Linked DNA regions of Homo sapiens: region 1 is linked to region 2. A link is an interaction called in ENCODE POLR2A ChIA-PET data of the cell type or tissue named here. Cell type or tissue: MCF 10A. All regions are shown on one strand. Links, peaks and the distances in the headings refer to the core of each region. The heading gives the core; the rest is flanking DNA.

Evidence for each region. Peaks named below come from ENCODE experiments on the same cell type or tissue, not always from the same donor. Only the 100,000 strongest peaks of a DNase experiment are listed, where the experiment ranks them.
Region 1: POLR2A ChIA-PET joins it to region 2 with 5 read pairs; 2 of 35 experiments call an interaction of 5 or more read pairs at or near these places.

Annotation. Positions count from the first base shown.
Region 1 is chr5:180,280,575-180,285,947 of GRCh38, reverse strand. MAPK9 (mitogen-activated protein kinase 9) reads left to right here. Exons shown (of 12, transcript NM_002752.5): 2 at 5,340-5,373. Among named protein-coding and RNA genes, the nearest start is that of MAPK9, 8.8 kb to the left of the region's middle. In MCF 10A, for the core only: no CTCF peak of the experiment used is centred there; a DNase peak (open chromatin) is centred at 2,737.
Region 2 is chr5:180,152,571-180,157,943 of GRCh38, reverse strand. All of the region lies in intron 1 of RASGEF1C (RasGEF domain family member 1C), which reads left to right. Among named protein-coding and RNA genes, the nearest start is that of RASGEF1C, 54 kb to the left of the region's middle. In MCF 10A, for the core only: no CTCF peak of the experiment used is centred there; no DNase peak of the experiment used is centred there.

The DNA of each region.
Region 1 (5,373 bases), core at 248-5,247, 130 kb before region 2:
CCACCACACCCGGCTAATTTTTTGTATTTTTTTAGTAGAGACGGAGTTTCACCATGTTAGCCAGGATGGTCTCCGTCTCCTGACCTCGTGATCCACACGCCACAGCCTCCCAAAGTGCTGGGATTACAGGTGTGAGCCACCGCACCCGGCCAGATTTTTACTATTATTATTATTATTATTGTTTAATATAGAGTTGAAGCCTCACCATGTTGCCCAGGCTGGTCTGGAACTCTTGGGCTTAAGTGATCCTCCCACCTTCGGCCTCCCACAGTGCTGGGATTACAAGTGTGAGCCATCTTGCCCAGCTGGAAAACAGAACAATTTAATGAAAAAAATGTCGGCAGCAAGCATTGAGACAGAGGGTGATTGTGAGAATCTGCTTTTAATCACAATAGTTAGTTGATTTAAATATCGCATGTCCTGGGTACTCTGAAGCTTTAGTGTGATGAAAGGTTCACTTGAGTCTGTGGATCACTGAATCGTTGTCATCGTTAGAGGAAAAAGTGTTTTGGTAGGTTTTGGTAGGGGGAGTCAGCAAGGTGAAATGTGCAGGACTGTGTGCTGGTCCTGGCCAGCCCATGTGCAAATAGCTTCACTTTCTAAAGGGATATCAGAATGGTGCTTTGGGAGGAACTTGAATATTGTGGTGAAACACTCCTAAATTCAAATCTGAGCCATGCTGGGAATTTGGACAACTTCCTTACTGGACAACTTCCTCTAAGCCTCAGTTTCCTCATTTGCAGAGCGGGGATAGTAATATGCTTCTCACTAGTTGTTATAAGGGTGTTGATAAATGTGTACCTCAGAGCCAGGCCCACTCTCATGCCTCTAGCCTTATCTGCCTGAAGCCCGTCTTCCATACAAGTGTCAAATGATCATTCTGCAGCTTTTCATTTAACATGTGTTGTTTAATCAGTTTTTAAATGTGAAATATGTACATTTGAAAAACAGAATAGAAAGTTATAATGGGAAGAAAGTTTCTCATTTCCCACTATTTCTCTACTTGCCAGCATTGTGTATGTGCGTGTGTATGCGTGTGTGTGTGTTTACGTAGCTGGGCATTATGTGTTCTCTTCTTCAACTTGGTGTATTTCCTTTCTGTATCTTAGACATCTTTCCACATTGATACATAAAGTCCTTGCATTCTGTTGAATGGCCTTGTTGTACTTCTGTGCCATAATTTATTCAGTCCATCCACAGTGTGCATTTTAGATTACTTCTAGTTTTTTGCCTGTTACAAGAAGTGTTACAAACATGCTTGCACAAATATGTTTGGATACTTGTACACGTATTTGTCAGATACACTTAGAGAATTGTGTTTGCCAGTTTAGGATATGCAGTTAACATTTTTATTAGCCAGATCTATATTCCATCTAAAAAAATGTTTTACCACTTCTCAGCTCTCACTGACGTGTATGAAAGTGCCTGTTTCCTCATGCCTCGGTCGATACTGTGAACAAACTTGAGCTCAGGTCTTGCCTCCTCCAGGAAACCTCCTTGTAGCGTTCCCTCCCAGTTTTGAGTTGCTCATAGCCTGGAAGGGAGGCAGACCCTACAAAGGCTGTGACAGTGCAGCCTGGCGGGCGCTGCTGAGTGCACAAGTGGCAAGGAGGGAGCCCTGTGCTGGACGGATGGTGGCAGCACAGCCTGGGAGCTGAGGGGGAGGAACCAGCACCGGCTGGTGTGGGAAGTGGAGGCAGCGAATGCAGGCTTTAGTGTATTGCTAATGTGGTTTCATGAAGAATTCTTGTACTTCCCGATTTGTAAAACTGTTTTCTGAGCCCCAGTTGATGGTCCATTTTGTTGAAATATCATCTCAATAGAGTTGACTCATGAATAGCTAAATTACACACCTTCTCAGGTGGCCTTAAGTTTCTTTCTCTTGCTCTCACAAAGCCCAAACTTGACAGAGAAGGTGGCTTTAACAGGTTTTCACTTAGGTGACTTTTTTCTCCTGCATAATAAGGGTACCTTATTTTAATTTTATAATTATTTTAAATCTTTTTGTTTGTTTGTTTTTGAGATGGAGTCTCGCTGTGGCCCAGGCTGGAGTGGCACGATCTCAGCTCACTGCAATCTCCACCTCCCGGTTCAAATGATTCTCCTGCATCAGCCTCCCAAGTAGCTGGGATTACAGGCACGCACTACCACACCCGGCTAATTTTTGTATTTTTAGTAGAGATGGGGCTTCACCATGTTGGCCAGGCTGTTCTCAAACTCCTGACCTCAAGTGATTCCCCCACGTTGGCCTCCCAAAGTGCTGGGATTACAGGTGTGAGCCACCATGCCCGGACTATTTTAAATCTTGAGATGGAATTACAATTCTAAAACCTAATATGAGTGAATATACTCCCCAAATTTAAAAAAGTTAACCTAATATTGTCATAGTCCAAATATAGGTTGAAAGCAGTTATAGCAGGGAGAGTTGCAGAGTTGGTCAGCAGGGTTGAGATTGATCTGTCAGTCCCAACGTGGACACGGGGTCCTGAATGGGGGGTGGCTCTGTGCCATGAGGTAGTTAAGGAATCCAGCTGGTGGGCAGCTTTCCATCTACAGCATGTGACTTCCATCTCTGGGTCTGTGACAGCTGATCCCTCAGCCAGCAGCAAGGAAGAAAGATTGGAGGGCAAGCAGCTTTCTGTAAAGAAAAATAAAAGTGATCTGGAAGTTGCATACATCACTTCTACCCACATCTTATTAGTCAGAACTTGGTCATCTGGCCATACCTGGCTGCTGGGAAAGCTGCCAGGCGTCGTCTCTAGTTGGGCAGCCATTTATCTAGCAGGAAGGGGAAGGAAGGCTTCTCTTATGAAAGCGAGGAAGGGAGGGATGGATCCTGGAGCACCTCAGCGCCTGTGTCGCACCTCTGATGTTTTGACGGCTTCCACAGCCCTCAGGACTGAGGCCAGACGGCTCTGCGTGGCTTCTGGGGCTCATAGTGATCTGGCCTCCTTTTCTCTCTCCAGCTTCACTCGCCCTCTACCCAGCAAGTCCCTAGTGACTTGTCACATTCCGAATGTGCCTCCGCCTCTGCTGCTTCTCCTCCCATTCCCCCAAATCTTCTTCACCCTACTGGGTTTAGGACCCTTGGTGTGCAGGGCCTCCTCCTGAGTGTGCGCTCACTGAGGGCAGGCGAGTGTCCTGGCATGGTACCTCACCATCCACAGCGGGTGCTCAGTACATGCTTGCAAGTAACTGTGTTGCTGGTGTGTTGACGGCATAGCAGAGGAACAGCCACCCTCCGTAAAGCAGGTGGTAGTGGGTGCCTGCCTTTTTGCTGAGTTGTCTCTAATCCTTTGCACTTGTACCCCGCTAGCCAAGCTCAGCAGTTCGCTGTGTCTGGACACAGTCAGTTTGAGCTCTGTGGCTCTACTGTCCATCTCTGGCAAAAGAGTCTGAGGGCGGATGCCGCCTCCTCCTTGAAGCCGTCCTTGTCTTCTGCCCCTGCCAGTGGGTAGGATCTCTTTTGCCTTTTGATTTTGTTTACATTGTGCTTATGGCCCTTACCGCACTGTGACTTGTAATATAGATAATGGACTCACTGCTCGCGCTTCTCCCCCAAATAGTGAAGTACATGTTGTTTCAAGACTGGTTGCTAGCTGACTATGGCATATCTTTTGCTATACTTACCACTTTCGTGCATAAAGGTACCCCCTAAATGTTGAGTGGAATTGTTTCAGCCTCTTGCAAACTGTAAATAAGCTAATCTTTAGAAAGGATCTTCCTTTAGATATCAGTAAAATGGAGCAGCACTGTGGGGAATCAGATCAACAAAGGTTTATTGAATGCTCACAGTGCCCCAAAGACCAGCTTCCTGTCCTCCTGTCCTTGGAGTATGAGATGCCATGAGCAAGACAGACCTGCCTCGCACCTCCTATAGCTTAGAGCACAGTGACCTGCCAGCCTGGAGAGCTCCTGAGTCCCCTTCTCACAGCAGTGTGGGCTAGGCAGGTGTTCCAGCTCACTCAGCCCTAGATTGCTCCCAGGTAACACGGGACTGAGACTCCTGCGGTGCGGGTTGTATGAGCAGCTGTTTGTCCAGCATCTAAGCGCTGTGGCGTCACTGGAGTCACTCCCTGGCTGGCACGCTAACACACCTCGGCAGGAGTGGTCAGAGTGGCAGCCACACTGCAGCCACCACCCAGAGGACGGGGAGAAGACCGTGGGGCAGTGGTCACTTGGAGAAATTATTAATTTGACTCAGTTCTTTATTTAGACTTGTTATTAATCCATTTTTTCCATGTTTAAGGAAAATCCTAGCATTTGTGTTGAAATATAAATCATCACCACAAAAATCTCATTAGGTTGACGTTAAATATTAGATACTAGAACATAAAGGCAAGGGATTTGACAGAGCTGTAGAATACATTCTGTAGTCTTAAACGGTATAGAATGTTTACCTATATGATTTTATTGTTGGCTATGTAGTTTTAAAAGACCAAAATAAATAGCTTGCTGACTTTTAAATAAGCATAACCAGACACGAGCCTAGGAACCACTTGCCAATTTGTTTGCTTGTTTTCTGTATAAAATCATCCAGGCTCCTGCAGAGCAGCAGTCTCAGCCTGTGCCTCAACCACAGAAAAGCTGCTTTCTGGGCCTGCTGGCCTACACTCAGACATAGTGGATAGACTTCCTAGTGTTACTATGATGGACTGTCAGTCACAGCAGAGTTCTTCATATACAGATCTCTACCCTGAAGTCCGGTGGTGATGTGGGACTCTGGGGCTGTGCCAGCTGATGCCAGCTCTGGGACCCACCTCCTGAGGCAGGAGCACGTGCTTGGGCACATGCAGCACACTGATGCCACCAGGCCTCTGACAGCCTGTCACTTTGGCGTATGAATCTTGCTTTTTGGTTCATCATTTCAACCAGAATCTATACACTGAGCAGAAGACTGGTCCGTTTGCTTCTCTTTAGGCATTCTAGAAGTGATCATTTTTGAAACAATGCCTCCGTCTCTAGACAGCTAGGTGTAAATGAACCATTTACACCTAGCTTGCCCACAGGGGGCAAGCTGATGAGACGCACAGAGTGATGTAGTCTTTTCATAGCCAGTAGTAATGCATACATTCTTTTCTCCAAAGGTGGTTATTTTCTAGTCCAGCCCCTTAAAGTGTGGTCTTGCTGGGCCTCAAAATTCCTTCCTTTCATAATGGTCTGGTACCACTGAAATGTCTGCATTTTTTTGTGTCTTGCTTAAGTTCAGAACTTGGTCAGATTGACTTTATCAACTTACAGCCACATTGTCTTACATACCAATAAGTTCAGAACTCTCTTACGTGAGCTGCGTATGTACTTCCGGTAAGAATGCACGTTCATTCTGTTTTTCTTTGAAGGGATCTGAAACTTGCCCACCCTTCGGGATATTGC
Region 2 (5,373 bases), core at 272-5,271:
CCTTAGGGGGTCATGCTTGGTGTTGTACATTCTATGGGTTTTGACAATAATGTCACATATCCACCATTATAGTATCAGGCAGAATAGTTTCACTGCCCTAGAAATCCTCTGTGTTTCACCTATTCCTCCCTCCCCACTAAACCTGGAAACCATTGGTCTTTCTACTGCCTCCATAAATGTTCATGTTCCAGAATGTGATCTAGTTGGAATCATGCAGTCTTTTCAGATTGGCTTCTTTTGCTTAGTAATATGCATTTACATTTTCTCCACGTCTTTTCATGGCTTGATACTTCATTTTTGTTGTTTTTTTTTTTTTGAGACGGAGTTTTGCTCTTGTTGCTGAGACTGGAGTGCAATGGCGCAATTTCGGCTCACTGCAACCTCCGCCTCCTGGGTTCAAGCAATTCTCCTGCCTCAGCCTCCCAAGTAGCTGGGATTACAAGCATGCGCCACCATGCCCGGCTAATTATGTATTTTTTTTTTTAGTAGAGACAGGGTTTCTCCATGTTGGTCAAGCTGGTCTCGAACTCCCGACCTCAGGTGATCCGCCCACCTCGGCCTCCCAAAGTGCTGGGATTACAGGCGTGAGCCACTGCACCCAGCCCTGATACTTCATTTCTTTTTAGCACTTGGATGGATGTACCACAGTTTATTTACCCACTCACCTGCAGAAGGACATCTTGGTTGCTTCCAAGTTTGGGCAATTATGATAATACTGCTAGAAACACCTGTGTGTAGGTTTTTATGTGGACATAAATTTTCAACTCTTTTGGGTAAATACCAAGAAATGAGATTGCTAGATTATATGGTAAGAGTATGTTTAGTTTTGTAAGAAACTGCCAAGCTGCATTGCAAAGCGCCTGTACTGTATTGCCCTCTCACCAGCAATGATGAGAATTCCTGCTGCTCCCCTTCCTTACCAGCATTTGGTGGTGACAGTGATCTGGATTTTGACCACTCTAGTAGGTGTGTAGTGGTATCTTGTTCTAATTTGCATTTCCCTGATGACATATGATGTGAAGCACCTTTGTAAATGCTTATTTTCCGTCTTATATCTTCTTTGGTCAGGTGCCTGTTAAGGTCTTTGTCTCCTTTATTAATCAGGTTGTTTGTTTTCTTATTATTAAGTTGTAAGATTTCTTTGTATGTTTTATTTTATTTACTTTTTTTTGAGACAGGGTCTCACTCTGGTTGCCCAGGCTGGAGTGCAGTGGTACGATCTCGGCTTACTGCAGCCTCAACTTCCTGGGTTCAGGTGATCCTCCCACCTCAGCCTCCCAAGTAGCTGGGACTGCAGATGCACGCCACCATGCCCAGCTAATTTTTTAGTAATTTTTAGTAGAGACAGGATCTCACCATGTTGCCCAGGCTGGTCTTGAACTGCTGGACTCAAGCACTCTGCATGCTCAGCTTCCCAAAGTGCTAGGATTACAGGTGTGAGCCACCATGCCTGGCCCTTTATATATTTTCGATAACAGTTCTTTATCACAGAGGTCCAGCGCTTGGTTCCCACCTCGGCCCTGCCAGGCACCAACTGTGCTGAGCCCAGTGTTTCCGAAGACTCCCTTTCAACCCTGCTCACGACTTCCCCCGGAGGGGCCTTGTCAGCTCCCAGAGAAGCGGGAATCAGACCACAGCCTGGAGACTGATCCGCTCACCTCCTGGAGCCTCCGTCCAGCAGGGGCAGTGCCGTCCTCTCCTTGCACCATCAGCATGCACCTGCCCTCTGCTGTCAAACTAGGCAGGGTATTTGGGGATAAATACACAGGTGGAACTACAAAGAAAAGTAAGGGAACAATTAGCACAAAAGTCAGCATGGTCTTGTCTAGAGGTTAGGGGGATGAGGAGTGGGACCGGTTGAGGAAGATGCATTAGGGATTTTAAGGTACTGGTAACGCTCTTTTTATTAGCCTGGGTCCTGGGAACAGATGTTCATGCTGTAATAATAATAATAGTAATTGTCTCGAAGCAAAGCCCAGGCTTTGCTCTAATTGGATAACCTGGTCACTTGCTTGCTCAGCAGTGAGGGGGGGACAGTGCCCTCTTGGCCAGGACTCCGGTTCCCACCCTGACTCAGGCTTCAGCCAACGGGGAGAAGTTCCTGAAGGGAAGGCAGCATGCGGGTTGGGAGGTGAAACAAACCCCTTCACTGTGGCTTGGGGAGTGACTGGGCTGTGCCTCTCCTTGTAGAAGTATGTTCTCAGGACGTAATTGAGAACGTGGGCCAAGAGTAAGGGACAGGATGGAAGACGGAGCGGGAGAGAGGCTGACTTGCCCTCTTGGGAGAGCTCTATATTTAGTGGCCAATCTGCCGTGGGTCTTGGTGCTGTCGCCTCGCATCCAACAGATTGCCTGCAAGCCGGGCCCTGAGCAATCAGAAACAAGAGCTTCCTGAGGGAGACAGCGGGATCTGTCAGCAGGAGTTGAAGGCCATATGGAGCCCAAAAATAACTCAGGCCAATCCTCCCCTCACAGCCAAGCGCGTTGCCCTCCTGAAGGCAAGGCCAGGTGCATTCTCAGCCTCCGCAAGCAGATCTGGGCTCGGCCTAGGGAGGCTGCAGTTCCCCCACAGCGTCCCTTCAGACATCAGGGAGCAGGCAGGAGTCCTTCATGGGACCCAAATGGAAATGAAATGTGTGTCCAGGCTCCAGGCTCTTCCAAGGAGAGAGAAAAGGAGGACCACAGAGGCTTTCAGAGCCTAGACGTGATGCTACCACTGCTCGGGGCAGCCAGACATGAGCTAGCATAGTCCAGACCCATACTCAGGGTTGGGGGCTTTCCTCCCTTGAGGTTTCTGTGCAAGGTGGGGAAGGGCTGGGCTGTGGTCTGAGGCCTCTCCTTCAGCTCAGTCCATCAGGGCTGCCCAGAAGCTCCCTGCCTCCTGGAGGCTTCCAAGAGTCACACTGTGGCTTCAAGTACTCAGGTTGTCCCCCAGCTCCCAGTGCCAGCACCTGGCTTTCCTGCTGAACCTTCAGGCCAAGTCTGTCTTCCACTCAGGCTGTACCAATTCCCCCTCAAAGGTCCAGGGCCAGGAGCTGGGCCTGGAGTCAAGAGTCCAGGGTGGGCCGGGCGTGGTGGCTCATGCCTGTAATCCCAGCCCTTTGGGAGGCTGAGGCGGGTGGATCACGAGGTCGGGAGATCGAGACCATCCTGGCTAACACAGTGAAACCCTGTCTCTACTAAAAATACAAAAAAAATGGGCAGGCGTGATGGTGGGTGCCTGTAGTCCCAGCTACTCGGGAGGCTGAGGCAGGAGAATGGCGTGAACCTGGGAGGCAGAGCTTGCAGTGAGCTGAGTTTGCACCACTGCACTCCAGGCTGGGCGACAGAGCGAGACTCCATCTCAAAAAAAAAAAAAAAGAGTCCAGAGTCCAGCCCAGTCCACCAGTCAGCAGCTGGTAACTTGTCCACCCCACTTTACCCTTGAGGGTCCGGGTTTATTCAACTGTAAAGTGGGTAGTCATTTCCCTATGGTCATTTTAAGGATTAAGTGACACTGACATATGAGAACAAAAGACACTGAAGAATGATAGAGTGTATTTCTTCTTTAACTTAAGTCCCTGGAGTTCAGAACCTGTCCGGGTAAGGTGGAGCAGGTGCCTCACCCAGGAGCCTTGGAAACAGTGCTGAGTTCAGCTCCCTATCCCTTAAGGGGACAGGGACTGTCCCTGTTCCTGAAGAAGCCAGCAGAGGTAGTCCCAAGCAAAGAGGCCCATTTGACCCTTGCAACAGTGCCCGGGGCCAGCTGAGGCTCCAGACACCTGCCCAGGGGGTAGACCTGTCCTGGGCCCTGTAAGAAAACTTAGAATTCCGGCCTCTTCTCGGAGCTTCTGGGCGCCCTTCACAGAGAGAAGTAAAACTGAACAGAATCGTGGACTCTGAGAAGGCCCAGGGCTGGTCAGTTCTCTCTCATGGCAGGAGAAGGAATAAGACATAAACATCCTGGGGCTTCTGGGACACATGCTGACCAGGGGCCACATGGCCCCAGCCCCTCCCAACAAACCAACATTTGGGTTTGGAGTACGGGGACTGGGAACATCACCCCAGAGGGGCTTTCAGCTCTGTTTCCAGAGCACACCTCACCCTGATGGAGAGATAGAGCAATATAAGATACTTATTCTTACCAGTATTGTTTCTGCTAGCAAGTTCTGTCCAATGCATTATGACAAGAAAAGGGAGAAAATTTAACCACCAGAAGGGAAAAGATGAAATTACCATTAATTGTAGACATGATTGACTTCTGCAAACTCCAAGGCTATTAGAACGAATAAGATGCTATACAAAGCCATATACAAAACACAGTAGCAATAGCCAGTTAAAGATGTAATGAAGAGAAGTCAGGGAAGACGGTGGAGTAATGAGAAGAAGTCAGGGAAGACGGTGGAGTAGCAGGCATCAGGATTCCATCTCTCCATGTAGATGACAAATGAACTGGCAGAATCTGTCTGATATGACTATTTTGAAATTCTGGAGTCTATTTGAAAGCTTGCAGCTCCAGAGGAGGGCTTGGATAGTAAATCATGGTGAATTCTGGTCAATTCCAGCTCTTAACATGGTAGCAGCTAGCTATCCCCCACCCCCAAATCCCATGGCAGGCTGTGCATGTGTTTGTGGAACAGCTTACACACAGCCTGTGGGAGCCAGGGTGGGCCATAAAGACCTTGCACTCCAAATATCAATATCAGGGATCTGTGTTCTGCTGCCTCTGAGCACGGATGTGCAGACACAGAGGTGGGCCCCCATTGTATAATCTCCACTTGGTGAAAAGGCTTCCATGGGATTTAAAGAGCCAGAAACTTTAAATTCCCCACTACCTCCCCTTTAATTGTTCCCATTTTCCCCATTTGGGAGCCAGGCATTTAAGGACTAGAACATTCAAAAGCAGTAACATATGGGGACGTTTATAAAGGTACTGCAATTTCCCTGGGAAAGGTACAGCCTCAAAAAAGACCCAAGAAGACTTACCATTTATACCTTATGCTGATCCCAGTACAGAGGCAACCTATAACTTTTTTTTTTTTTTTTTTTTTTTGAGATGGGGTTTTGCTCTTGTTGCCCAGGCTGGAGTGCAGTGGCGCAATCTCGGCCCACTGCAACTTCCGCCTCTCGGGTTCAAGCAGTTCTCCTGCCTCGGCCTCCTGAGTAGCTGGGATTACAGGCGCTGCCACCACGCCCAGCTAATTTTTTGTATTTTTAGTAGAGACAGGTTTTCTTTCTTTTTTTTTTTTTAATTATACTTTAAGTTCTAGGGTACATGTGCATAACGTGCAGGTTTGTTACATATGTATACATGTGCCATGTTGGTGTGCTGCACCCATTAACTCGTCATTTAACGTTAGGTATATCTCCTAATGCTATCCCTCCCCCCTCCCC